Linked DNA regions of Homo sapiens: region 1 is linked to region 2. A link is an interaction called in ENCODE POLR2A ChIA-PET data of the cell type or tissue named here. Cell type or tissue: HepG2. All regions are shown on one strand. Links, peaks and the distances in the headings refer to the core of each region. The heading gives the core; the rest is flanking DNA. Region 1 holds the start of SNORA63E (small nucleolar RNA, H/ACA box 63E). Region 2 overlaps ABCC5 (ATP binding cassette subfamily C member 5).

Region 1 (6,466 bases), core at 728-5,727, 540 kb before region 2:
ACCTTCTTGTTTAAGCTCTGTACTAAAATTGCAGAAACTAGTATCGTGTCTTACCATTTGTAATAAAGCTATCAGAGAAAACCCAAGGAAAAAAACAGCTGTACCAGATAGAAAAACTGAGTTGAACCTTTTTTTTTTCTTTTTTTTAGATGGAGTCTCACTCTGTCACCCAGGCTGGAGTGTAGTGGCGCGATCTCAGCTCACTGCAGTCTCCATCTCCTGGGTTCAAGTGATTCTCCTGCCTCAGCCTCCCAAGTAGCTGGGATCACAGGTGCCCACCACCATGCCTGGCTAGTTTTTTGTATTTTTAGTAGAGACAGGGTTTCACCATGTTGGCCAGGCTGGTCTTGAACTCCTAACCTCAGCTGATCTGCCTGCCTCGGCCTCCCGAAGTGCTGGGATTACAGGCGTGAGCCATCGTGCCTGGCCTGAGTTGAACCTCTTTTTTAACAACAGGGTACTTTGTTCTAAGATTTGGTACAGTAATATCTATATTTAAGCAGAATTAGTAAAATCAATGAATAACTATTCTCTTCCAATGGTAGGGATGAGGTATAGAAATCAAATGGCTTTTTATTCCAACTCTGACATGAATTAACATTTTCTTCTTGGGAATACTATAAGGAAGGAAATTGTATGCTCTTTATGACAAGAGATTGACCAGTCAGGTTGTTCCTTGTAGAACACAGAGTGAAAGGTATCCGGGCTTCTAAGAAACAGCATATGCCAGTTTCTGGTGTGATAAGAGCTGCTCTTCCCTAGTATTGCTAATTAAGATGCTATTAATATCTGATTATAGTTGAGCCTTGAACGACATGATTAGGGGCACCAACCCCCATACAGTCGAAAATCTGCATATAATTTGACTCCCCAAAAACTTTACTATGAACAGCTTAATGTTGACCAGAAGCCCTACTAATAATAGTCGATTAAACACATATTTTGTATGTTATACATATGATATATTGTATTCTTACAATAAAAGAAACTAGAGAAAAGAAAATGTTATTAAGAAAATCGTAAGGAAGAGAAAATACTTTTACTATTCATTAGGTGGAAGTGGATCACCATAAAGGTCTTCATCTTCCTCATGTTCATGTCAAGTAGGCTAAGGAGGAGGAGAGAGTGGAGGGGTTGGTCTTGCTGTCTAAAGGGTGGCAGAAGGAGAAGAAAAGCCACGTGTAAGTGGTCCTGCCCAGTTCAGACCCGTTTCCTTCAAGGGTCCACTGTATTTTCTTAGTAAACTGAGGCAGGATCTAGTTACATTGTAGCTGTGAAGTGCTGCATTGTCTTTGCCCCCTGCTCAAAATAAAACTGTTACCTTTCAAGCCCTGTCTGCCATGGTGCTGTAGCAGCAGGGATGTTTGGTCTCATACATGTTTACCAATTTAAGTACTGACTTGACAAATGACTCTTGAGAATTAGGGGTTGGTGGTGTTTTGCAGGTAGCGACAGAAGGAAGAAAACATTATCAGGAGGGAATTCAGATAAAGGACAAACCATATTTTGACTGCTACTGACTTGTTGGTAAGTATTCCATTTCTTTATTTAATGACAGTATCTATCTAGCAAAATTTGGTTTAGAGGGAAAGTTTATAGTAGACTTTGCCAGCTGAAGTTGTAGGGGGATAAAGATCACACTCCACAGTGAACTATGCTGTTATATATAGTTCATTACTCTTATGTGGCCTAGAAGAGTATGCAGCAGTTGCTTTTTGAAGCATAAATATACTATCATATCTGAGGTTCTTGTTGCCCAGAAGGAGTCAGGAGTGACAGATAACATGTGACTATTGAAATGCGCTTAATGCAACTTTTTTTTTTTTTTTTTGAGATGGAGTTTTGCTTTTGTTGCCCAGGCTAGAGTGCAGTGGCGCAATCCCGGCTCACTGCGACCTCTGCCTCCTGGGTTCAAACGATTCTCCTGCCTCAGCCTCCTGAGTAACTGGGATTACAGGTGCCCGCCACTACTCCCGGCTAATTTTTGTATTTTTAGTAGAGACAGGGTTTCACCATATTGGCCAGGCCGTTCTCGAACTCCTAACCTTAAGTGATCCACCCGCCTTGGCCTCCCAAAGTGCTGGGATTACAGACATGAGCCACCACGCCCAGCCTATTTCATTTAATTTTAATTAATTTAAATTTAAATAGCCATATGTGGCTAGTGACTATTTATTGGACAGCATAGTCCTAAACAACAGTGAACATTTCAGAGCTGGCATCTGTAGTTAATTCTGAAAGTGTATCAAAATGGATTCATAACTGTTCCTTTTGTTTTGTGCCTGGTATTTACTTCTGTCCCAGACTGACATGACACCCACTCTTGGCTGGCCCACTTTGGTAGGGGCTTTAATTTTACTACCCTAAACCCAATACTTTCATCTGCTTTATAAGTAATAATGTTCATTTCGCAGCCAGATGAGCCTTAACTCCGTTTATACTAAATGCAAAAGAAATCTTTTGTTTTTCTCTAGATATTTTGATCAGTATCTTGTATTCCATTTAGAAGCACTCTACATATAATTCTGGCAAATAAACAGCCACTGATGATTAACTAGTAGCTCAGATTGTTCAGTGGTTCACGTAGTACTTGCTGAATAATATTCTGATTCATATGTTTTCTTTTGTTCAGAACTGGCAGTCGGGGTCAACTTGGGAAGACAGCTGTGACCATAAATATTAAAGAAGACAAAAGGATTCTTTGTGACACTGAGACCTTCTGCAGTACCACAGTGGAGGAAATGCCAGTGTACACAACTGGCCTCATTTAATTCCTGGGAGGAGATAGTTTGGGATGCAGTGCTTGTTGTTGCTGAGCAGGCGATCACAGCATGCACTGTGTTTCTTTCTTTGAGAATATTTGAATCCTGCCTGAATACTCGTAACAGATGAGAGACGCAGGTTTTGATAGCATAGATTTACGCTGTCATTAGTCATGAGCTCTTGGGACGAAAGTAATTGGTTTTATCCTGTTTAGAGTTAGACCCTGTGGTTGGGTATGAAAGATGAGTGTCTGTAAAAATCCTTCTTAGAAATGTATTTCCTCAAGACTCTGTCTCAAAAAAAAAAAAAAGAAATTTATTTCCTAGTTCTGTAAAAATCGCTATATTGAGTGTTCTCTATCACTTAATAATATACTTATTATTAAGTGGACTTAAAGATATGCAGTGTATAAAATCAGCTAATTACGTTAAACCATGGTATCTCCCTTTATTGTGTTAGACTGAATAGAACAAACTTTAAAATAATTTTTTAAAGAATATATTTGAATTCATTTTGTTTGATAATATGTTTTTATTCAGAAAAGCATTTTATTAGCGCTAGGTGTGAACCCGAGCCTTTTGCTAAATACCAGCAGCAATCATGTCCTAGAGTTAAATCCCAGAAAAATTGCCATATTATATATTAAAGGTTCAATAAATTACAATAAAGTATTTTTTCTTTAAAGTGATTTGGTCCTTATTCCTTAAAAATCATACTTTTTGCCATAACTCCATATTTGCAAAGGAAGAAGATGAAATGAAATAGTACTCTATAGTAAATATTTTATTCCAGTTACAAAATTACATACAAATGTGGCTTTTTATAAAAAGGTTTAATAGTTCCAAATTGGGCTGGGTGCGGTGGCTCATAGGCCGGGCACGATGGCTCATGCCTGTAATCCCAGCACTTTGGGTGGCCCAGGCGGGCAGATCACCTGAGGTCAGGAGTTCGAGACCAGCCTGACCAACATGGTAAAACCCTGTCTCTACTGAAAATACAAAATCAGCCAGGCGTGGTGGTATGTGCCTATGATCCCAGCTACTCGGGAGGCTGAGGCAGGAGAATCGCTTGAACCCGGGAGGCAGAAGTTGCAGTGAGCCAAGATCACACCACTGCACTCCGAACCTGGGCGACAGAGCGAGACTCTGTCTCAAAACAACAACAACAACAAAAGTTCCAAGTTAGCTGCTGCTTGGCACTAGCACAAAGACTGATCAATGAGGGTGTTCATCAGCACCGTCTGCCAAGCATTATCTGCTTCTTATGAGAAAAAGGAAGCAATTGAACATAAGATTTTTCCCTCTTCTGGTGTGGCAAAAATTTTCTGGTACATGCAAAGTAGTTACATAACAGCAAAGTTTTCTTTGTTAATGGACTAATATTAATCAGTAAAGTTTTTTTTTCCGTAACAATAACACAGAGTAGATATAATGGGTCCTATAAAAGAAAAATTGACATTGAACGTGATCTTTTTTTTAAAACAATAGACTTTATTATTTAGAGCCATTTTAGGCCAGCAGAAAAACTGAGCAGAAAGTACAAAGAATTCCCATACACTCCCTGTTCTCACACACGCACAGTCTCCCACACTTCTCCATCCCACACCAGAATGGTACATGGGTCACAATCACTGAACCTCTATTGACATGTCATTATCACTCAAAGTCATAGTTTACATTAGGGTTCATTCTTGGTATTGTACATTCTATGGATTTAGAGAAATTTATGATGAGGTGTCCACCATTATAGCACCATACAGAGTATTTTCACTGCCCTGAAAATCCTCTGCTCTACTGATTCATCCCTCCCCGCAACCCCTGGCAACCACTGATTTTTTCTTTTCTTTTCTTTTCTTTTTTTTTTGAGACGGAGTCTCGCTCTGTCGCCCAGGCTGGAGTGCAGTGGCGTGATCTCGGCTCACTGCAACCTCTGCCTCCCGGGTTCAAGCGATTCTTCTGCCTCAGCCTCCCAAGTAGCGGGGACTACAGGCGCCCACCACCATGCCCGGCTAATTTTTGTATTTTTAGTAAAGACGGGATTTAGTAAAGACCGTGTTAGCCAGGATGGTCTCGATCTCCTGACCTCGTGATCCATCCGCCTCAGCCTCCCAAAGTGCTGGGATTACAGGCATGAGCCACCGCGCCCAGCCGACCACTGATCTTTTTACTGTCTCTATGGTTTTCCCTTTTCCAGAATGTCATGTAATTGGAATCCTACAGTATATAGCCTTTTCAGATTGGCATCTTTCACTTATATCACTTAAGCTTCCTCCATGTCTTTTCATAACTTCATAGCTCATTTCTTTTTAACATTGAATAATATTGCATTGCTTGAATGTACTACAGTTTATCCATTTGCCTACTGAAAGACATCTATGTTGCTTCCAAGCTTTGGCAATTATGAATAAAGCTGCTATAAACATCAACGCACAGGTTTTTGTGCAGACATAAGTTTTCAGCTCCTTTGGGTAAATACCAAGGAGCGTGATGGCTGGATCATATGGTAAGAGTATGCTTCATTTTGTAAGAAACTGCCAAACTGTCCTCCAGCTTGGCTGTGCTATTATATTCCCACCAGCAGTGGATGAGAGTACTGTTGCTGCACACCTCTCCAGCATTTGGTGTTGTCATGTTTTGATGACAGACATCAGATTCTTATTTTTCCCACTCAAATTATTTATCAAGGGCCAGGCATGGTGGCTAACGCCTGTAATCCCAGCACTTTGGGAGGCTGAGGTGGGCAGATCACTTGAGGTCAGCAGTTCAAGACCAGCCTGGCTAACATGGTGAAACCCTATCTCTACTAAAAATACAAAAATTAGCCAAGTGTGGTGGCTCATGCCTGTAGTCCCAGCTACTTGGGAGGCTGAGGCAGGAGAATTGCTTGAACTGGGTAGGCAGAGGTTGCAGTGAGCCGAGATTGCACCACTGTACTCTAGCCTGGGCTACAGAGAGAGACTCCGTCTCAAAAAAAAAAAAAAAAAGAAATCAAGTTTTGTCTTGACCACAGTTTATAATTTGTTAAAAGAACTTGTCTGACATGCAATGAATGTTCTACCAAATAGTATCGCCTAGAAAATAATATGTTAATGAATTTCGGGAAAGAGCCCCTGTCCTTTCTCAGTCCCAGTATTGGTGCTTGCCATTTTCTTCACCATAAAACTGCTGCTGTCACAAGGTAAATGCTAGACTCCTTGGAAGTATCATATCAATTAAAAGTTATCACTGCCTTCAGTAAATAAATGTGCAAAAGGAGATCCAATGAATAAGCTGCAGGAAATGGCATCTACCCTGATGTCCATTCCCTACAAAGTGTAGGAGACAGGTGGAGAGAGCTGCATAAAGATGAGACAAAAAATCAAAACAGGCCAGTCGTGGTAGCTCTTGCCTGTCATCCCAGCACTTTGGGAGGCCAAGGCGGGCGGATCACCTGAGGTCGGGAGTCTGAGACCAGCCTGACCAACGTGGAGAAACCCCGTCTCTACTAAAAATAAAAAATTAGTCGGCCATGGTGGTGGGTGCCTACAATCCCAGCTACTCGGGAAGCTGAGGCAGGAGAATCGCTTCAACCTGGGAGGCAGAGGTTGCGGTGAGCTGAGATTGCACTGTTCACTCCAACCTGGGCAACAAGAGCGAAACTCTGCCTCAAAAAAAAATTTTTTTTAAATCAAAATTAAGCAAAACCAGCAAACAAACCCTAACGT
Region 2 (6,466 bases), core at 1,010-6,009:
TTAGCCATTTTAAGTGTATAGAATTCAGAGGCATTAATTATATTCACAATACTATACAACCATTGCCACTATTTCCAAAATACACGGATCTTGAAATATGGAAATTTGCCTCATACATCATCGAGGTCTAAAAATCACTACTAGAACTGTAATTTCAGTTTGAAAAATATATCCACTACAAATTTGTACTGGAATGGAGATCTCACTTTTTTTTTTTTTTTTTTTTGAGACAGCATCTCGCTCTGTCACCCAGGATGGAGTGCAGTGGCGCAATCTTGGCTCACTGCAATCTCCGCTTCCCGGGTTCCAGCAATTCACTTGCCTCAGCCTCCCAAGTAGCTGGGATTACAAATGCCCACCACCAACCCGTCTAATTTTTGTATTTTTAGTAGAGATGCCATTTTGCCCAGGCTAGTCTCAAACTCCTGACTTCAAGTGGAGATCTCACTTCTTGTTTAACTTTTGATAGCACAAGAAGTATATAAAGCAGCTTGACATTATTTATGATTCAAATATTAGTTGTCATTGAAATTACTTGACCACAGTACCATTTTACATTCCCACTAGCAATGGATGAGAAATCTAGTTTCCCCACATCCTCACCAGTGCTTGGTATTGGCATTTTTTTTTTTACCCCCAAGACGGAGTCTTGATCTGTCGCCCAGACTGGTGTGCAGTGGTGCAATCTCGGGTCACTGCAACCTCCGCCTCCAGGGTTCAAGCAATTCTCCTGCCTCAGCCTCCTGAGTTGCTGGGATTACAGATGCCCACCACCACGCCTGGCTAATTTTTCTATTTTTAGTAGAGACGGGGTTTCACCATGTTGGTCAGGCTGGTCTCGAACTCCTAACCTAGTGATCCGCCTGCCTTGGGCTCCCAAAGTGCTGGGATTACAGGCGTGAGCCACCGCACCTGGCCAGTATTGGCATTATATTTTATTTTAGCCATTCTAATAGGTGTGGTATGGTATCTTATTGTGGTTTTAATTTGCACTACCCTAATGGTGAACGAATAATGTTTAACATCTATGTGTACTTATATGTCACCCCTACATTCTTTTTGCTGAAGTATCTGTTCAAGTCTTTTGCCCATTTTCTATGTTTTTTTTTTTTTTTTTTTAAGACAAGGTCTTGCTCTGTTGCCCAGGCTGGGAGTGCAATGGCATGATCACGGCTCATTGCAGCCTTGAACTCCCAGGCTCAAGTGATCCTCCCACCTCCCAAGTAGCTGGGACTACGGGCACGTGCTACCACACCCAGCTAATTATTTTTATTTTGTGGAGACAGCACTATGTTGCCCAGGCCGGTCTTGAACTCCTGGGCTCAAGCGATCCTCCCACCTTGACCTCCCAAAGTGCTGAAATTACAGCTTATTTTCTAAGTGAATTTTTTTTTTTATTATTGAGTTTAGCAAGTTCCTTATATATTCTGGATTAAAGTTCTTTGTCATATGATTTGCAAATATTTTCTCCCATTTTATGGCCATGTTTCATCCTCCTAATTAGGGCCATTCATGCAGCAAAAGTTTGTAATTTTGAAGTCTAATTTACCAATTTTTTTCTTTTACAATTGTGCTTTTAGTGTCATGCCTAAGAACTCTTCTTCCAACCCCCAGGTCATGAAGATTTTCTCCTATGTGCTCTCTTAAAAGCTTTATAGTTTTACATTTTATATTTAAATCTATGGTTCATTTTGAGTTAATTTTTGTATAAAGTGTAAGGTTTCGGCAAAGGTTCACTTTTTTGCCTACAGATGTCCGGTTGTTCCAGTACCATGTGTTGAAAAGATTACCATTTCTCCAGTGAGGTGTGCTGCACTTATGTCGAAAAGTTGGCCATGCCTGTGTGAGTCTATTTCTAGACTCTATTTCATTGATCTATTTGTCTACCCCTACATTGATACTACTGACTTGATTACTGTAGCTACAAACTAAGTCTTAAAATTGGATAGTGTGATGCCTTCAACTTTATCCTTCCTTTTCAAAATTGTTTTAGCTATTCTAGTTCTTTTGCTTTTCCAGGTGAACCAAGTTCAAGAGTTAGAAGGGGTTTTCTTGTTGTTGTTTTTTTTTAAGACAGAGTCTCACTCTGTCGCCCAGGCTGGAGTGCAGTGGTGCGACCTAAGCTCACTGCAAGCTCCGCCTCCCGGGTTCACTCCATTCTCCTGCCTCAGCCTCCCGAGTAGCTGGGATTACAGGCACCCGCCACCACGCCCGGCTAATTTTTTGTATTTTTAGTAGAGATGGGGTTTCACCGTGTTGGCCAGGCTGGTCTCGATCTCCTGACCTCATGATCCGCCTGCCTCGGCCTCCCAAAGTGTTGGGATTACAGGTGTAAGCCACCGTGTCCGGCCAGAAGGGTTCTATAAACATCTTTGATGTTTGAGAAGCATCAGAAGAGGAAAACTTGGCAAGCAATCCATCAGTATGTTTACATGAGCATGGCATATTAGCATTAATAGGAAACCAGAATCTTCACAGCTTTCATCCATTCTTTCCACAAATAACTTACCGAGTGCCTCCGATCTGTAAGACTATTCCAGATGGTGGGAACCAAAAAAATGCCAGTTCCTATGTGTATAACACACTGATTTCATTTTCTTCATTTCTAAAATGCCTAGTGACAGTTTTCACTAAAACCTATTCATAGAAAACTAAATGGACTTAATATTTTTAAAATCCTCTGATTGCATGGTTTTTGTTCTTTTTACTATATATAACTATGTCATGTTTCACCACCTCCTAGGTAGTAAGTTACTTCCTATATTGGAAAACATCAAAATCAAAGGCTCTTTTTAAAAAGATTCAAATGAAAGCTGCCAGGCAAGTCTTCATTCCCCAGGTTTCTCGTGAGTACTGCAGTGGCACTACTGATGGCAGAGACTCAGGGCTCTCCTGCTGCCTTTGGTTTTAGAACAGGCACTCAGTGCAATTTTATCCTAACAAACCCCCATAAAAGTGGTTGAAATAGCACTAATCTCAGAATTCTCATGTAACAAAGCATGGAGTAGAAATTCTCACAGTAAGAGGATGGAAAAGTCTATATTGTTGATCAAAAAGAATCAAACCTTGCTACTCTAAGCAACGAACTTTCCAAGTCACATCCTGTCCCTGTTATTCTTTCCTAAACGTTTTCCCAAATTGTCAATCTTGTTGTCATATCTTTACACATTGCCCAAGTCAGGAAAATGAAATATCTGATGGAAATACAGGATATGATACAGGATCTTCTCCTTTGAAGGAACCACTGTCCTACTCCATATTTGCACCTACCTCCTTCAGAGACAGGTCTCTCAAAACAATAAGCAACAGATATTCAGCTGTTGGCAAGAACTTTCAAATGTTAACATGAAAAATAAATAAATAAAAAATAAAAACAAGAGAAAATAATTCTCTTACTCCAACAAAACTATTTTTTCTTATGGCCTTAAAGTATGAAGATCTCCACAGGCAGAATTTTCCCACAGCTGGAAGCCATAGTAAATACAGTGATTTCAAACATGAATTTTAGAAGATAGATACAGATTTAAGTTTCAGTTTACTCATTTTTACAATGATACATGCATCTACCACATAGGGATGAGAGGAATTAATGGGATAATTAAAAGTGCTTAGCAAAATATTGGGTATATAATAAACATTCAATACATGTTAGCTATATTATCCCAATTTACTTAGCCAATAAATCTTAGGGTCTGTCTCAACGATTTCTTCTTTCCTTTAGTTTTCCCTGACTCTTTCAAGGTCGGGGAACTTACTTCCTTCCTCCTATGTCTTCCCTGTACCTATACCACCACAGCCCAATGCTTCTGGTAAGAGCTCCTAGAGGGCAAGCTGTCTTCCTCTTGTTTATATCCCTGGCCTCTGGCATAGTAGAGAGTTTGGCACCCAGTATTCAAACGTCAATGAAAACACCTTCAAAATACCTTCTTTCCCTTACATTCTACATATCATCAATTAATGCTACATGATATACCACTGAGGCGATCTTACCCATTCCACTTCTGTTTAGATTCTCTAGCTGTTTTGCTTATTATTATTTTTGTCTGAGACAGGATTTTGCTCTGTCACCCAGGCTGGAATGCAGTGGCACAATCATAGCTCACTGCAGCTTTGACCTCCCTGGCTCAAGCAATCTCCCACCTCAGCCTCCAGAGTAGCTGGGACTACAGGCATGCACTACCACCATGTCTGGCTAATTTTTTTATTTTTTGTAGAGACGGGTTCTTACTATGTTGCCAAGGCTGGTCTTGAGCTCCTGGGCTCAAGCAATCAATCCTCCATTCTTGGCTTCGGAAAGTGCTGGGATTACAGGTATGAGTCTCCACACCCAGCTTTTGCTTATTATTAATAGTATAATATACAATTATAGTTTTATTTTTCTCCTTCTAGATTATTTAGGATAAATTCTATCCCTGGGGTTACAGGATTAAAAAAATGTAGCTCCTAGCAATTAGACTTCTACCCAGTTTGCCCCAATTAACTTTATTACAGGATATGTGCTCCAGTATTATTGCAAAAGAGAATTGCTATTAACTTTAGTACTTTCACTTCTATTTTGTGGACCTCAGGTTGTCTTGACATTAGCAAGAAATAAAGGAAGCTATAGCAATCTTCCTTGTGTACAGCCAAATCTCACGACTAGTATGCATTTATAAAGGCAAGCTTTTCACTTAAAGGTAATTAAGAAAATTTATACAAATTTATAACAAACCAACATAGCATGTACTATGTGCCAGACACTGTTTTAAATGGTTTACAGATACTAACTAATTTAATCCTCATAACAACCCTTTGAGGTAGGTACTAGTATCCCTGTTTTACAGCTAAGGAAACTGAGGCACACCGATGTTAGGTCACAGCAGGGATTTCAATCCAGCCTTGAGCTAAGGGTCTTGATCACTATGCTATGGGCCTGTCAAAAAAAACAAAAAAACAAAAAACAAAACCAAGCAAATAAACCATAACTGTACAAAATGATCCCAGGTGTACCTCATAAATGGCTCTTCTCTCTTCCCCAGGGTGAATACCAGATTAAGATAAACAATGACTCAGGGCCAGGCGTAGTGGCTCACGCCTGTAATCCCAGCATTTTAGAAGGCTGAGGCGGGTGGATCACCTGAGGTCAAGAGTTCGAGACCAGCCTGGCCAATATGGTGCAACCTCATCTCTACTAAAAATACAAAAATTAGGCGGGCATGGTGGCACATGCCTATAGTCCCAGCTACTCGGGAGGGTGAGGCAGAAGAATTGCTTGAACCTGGGAGGTGCAGGTTGCAGTGAGCTGAGATCGCGCCACTGAACCGCAGCCTGTGTGACAGAGGGAGACTCTGTCTCAAAAAAAAAAAAGAAAAAAAAAAAGAAACATAAAATAACAGCATCTTTATACTAACCTGCCAGTAACTGCACAGATGTCTCCCACTTGAAACTAACTATATGCTTGGATGTCTAACTTCTCTTCCTCTCTAGGCTTCCTAAAAAAGCTCACATGGCCAAGCATGCCAGGAAAAAAAAAAAAGTATGTCTATTTGAAGGTAAAAATAAATATTTTCTACCACAGTTAACATTCCATAAAGTGAGTTATCAACATTCTAAGGTTGAATGGATTAAAAATGGCAATGAACCAAGAGAAAAGACTTAATATATTCAAGCTATAAGGGCTTACTATACAAAAGCATAAATAATATAACAAGGTAGGGAATCATGAGTCAGTGAATATTGTTGGGACAAATAAATACCAGATTGGGCCAGGTGCACTGGCTCACACCTGTAATCTCAGCACTGGGAGGCCAAAGTGGGAGGATCGCTTGAGCCCAGGAGTTCAAGACCAGCCTGGGCAACAAAGTGAGAACCCATCTATATACAGCATTTTTTAAAACTAGCCGGGCATGGTGGTGCACACCTGTGGTCCAGCTACCTGAGAGGCTAAGGCAGGAGGATCGCTTGATCCTGGTAAGTCGAGGGTACAGTGAGCCATGATTGCACCTCTGCACCCCAGCCTGGGTGACAGAGACAGTCACTCACATCCTACCTACTACCTACCTTCCTACCAACTAACCAGATTGGAGATGAATTAATTGATATCCAGGTTTCATATCATACATTAATCCATCTGGAATTAACCTCCCAAAAATTACATTAAAAATGATGACATAAATTATATAGCATACTTAGTCCAGCTATGATGGGGGACAGCCTCCATTTACACCCAACAAGCAGAAATGTATCAAAGGGAAGAGAGGTTCAAACATGAAAAGGAAACTTTTTTGCGTAAGGAAATTAGCATTAAGAGAAGGGAAGATAAAGCTAAAGAAGTGACCAAGTGGCTGGGCGCGGCGGCTCACACCTACAATCCCAGCACTCTGGGAGGCTCAAGCGGGCAGATCGCTTGAGCCTAGGAGCTTGAGACCAGCCTGGGCAACATGATGAAACCCCGCCTGTACAAAAAAATACAAAAAAGGGACACCGT

The links. ChIA-PET counts read pairs that join two places held together with the same protein. Peaks named below come from ENCODE experiments on the same cell type or tissue, not always from the same donor. Only the 100,000 strongest peaks of a DNase experiment are listed, where the experiment ranks them.
Region 1: POLR2A ChIA-PET joins it to region 2 with 5 read pairs; 2 of 35 experiments call an interaction of 5 or more read pairs at or near these places.

What each region holds. Positions count from the first base shown.
Region 1 is chr3:183,452,567-183,459,032 of GRCh38, forward strand. SNHG33 (small nucleolar RNA host gene 33) reads left to right here. Exons shown (of 4, transcript NR_038302.1): 3 at 1,446-1,527; 4 at 2,633-3,447. SNORA63E (small nucleolar RNA, H/ACA box 63E) reads left to right here and starts at 1,248; the gene lies at 1,248-1,380. LOC124900564 (small nucleolar RNA SNORA81) reads left to right here and starts at 1; the gene lies at 1-166. In HepG2, for the core only: no CTCF peak of the experiment used is centred there; a DNase peak (open chromatin) is centred at 2,705.
Region 2 is chr3:183,993,756-184,000,221 of GRCh38, forward strand. The region is part of intron 2 of ABCC5 (ATP binding cassette subfamily C member 5); the gene reads right to left. Among named protein-coding and RNA genes, the nearest start is that of ABCC5-AS1, 9.3 kb to the right of the region's middle. In HepG2, for the core only: no CTCF peak of the experiment used is centred there; no DNase peak of the experiment used is centred there.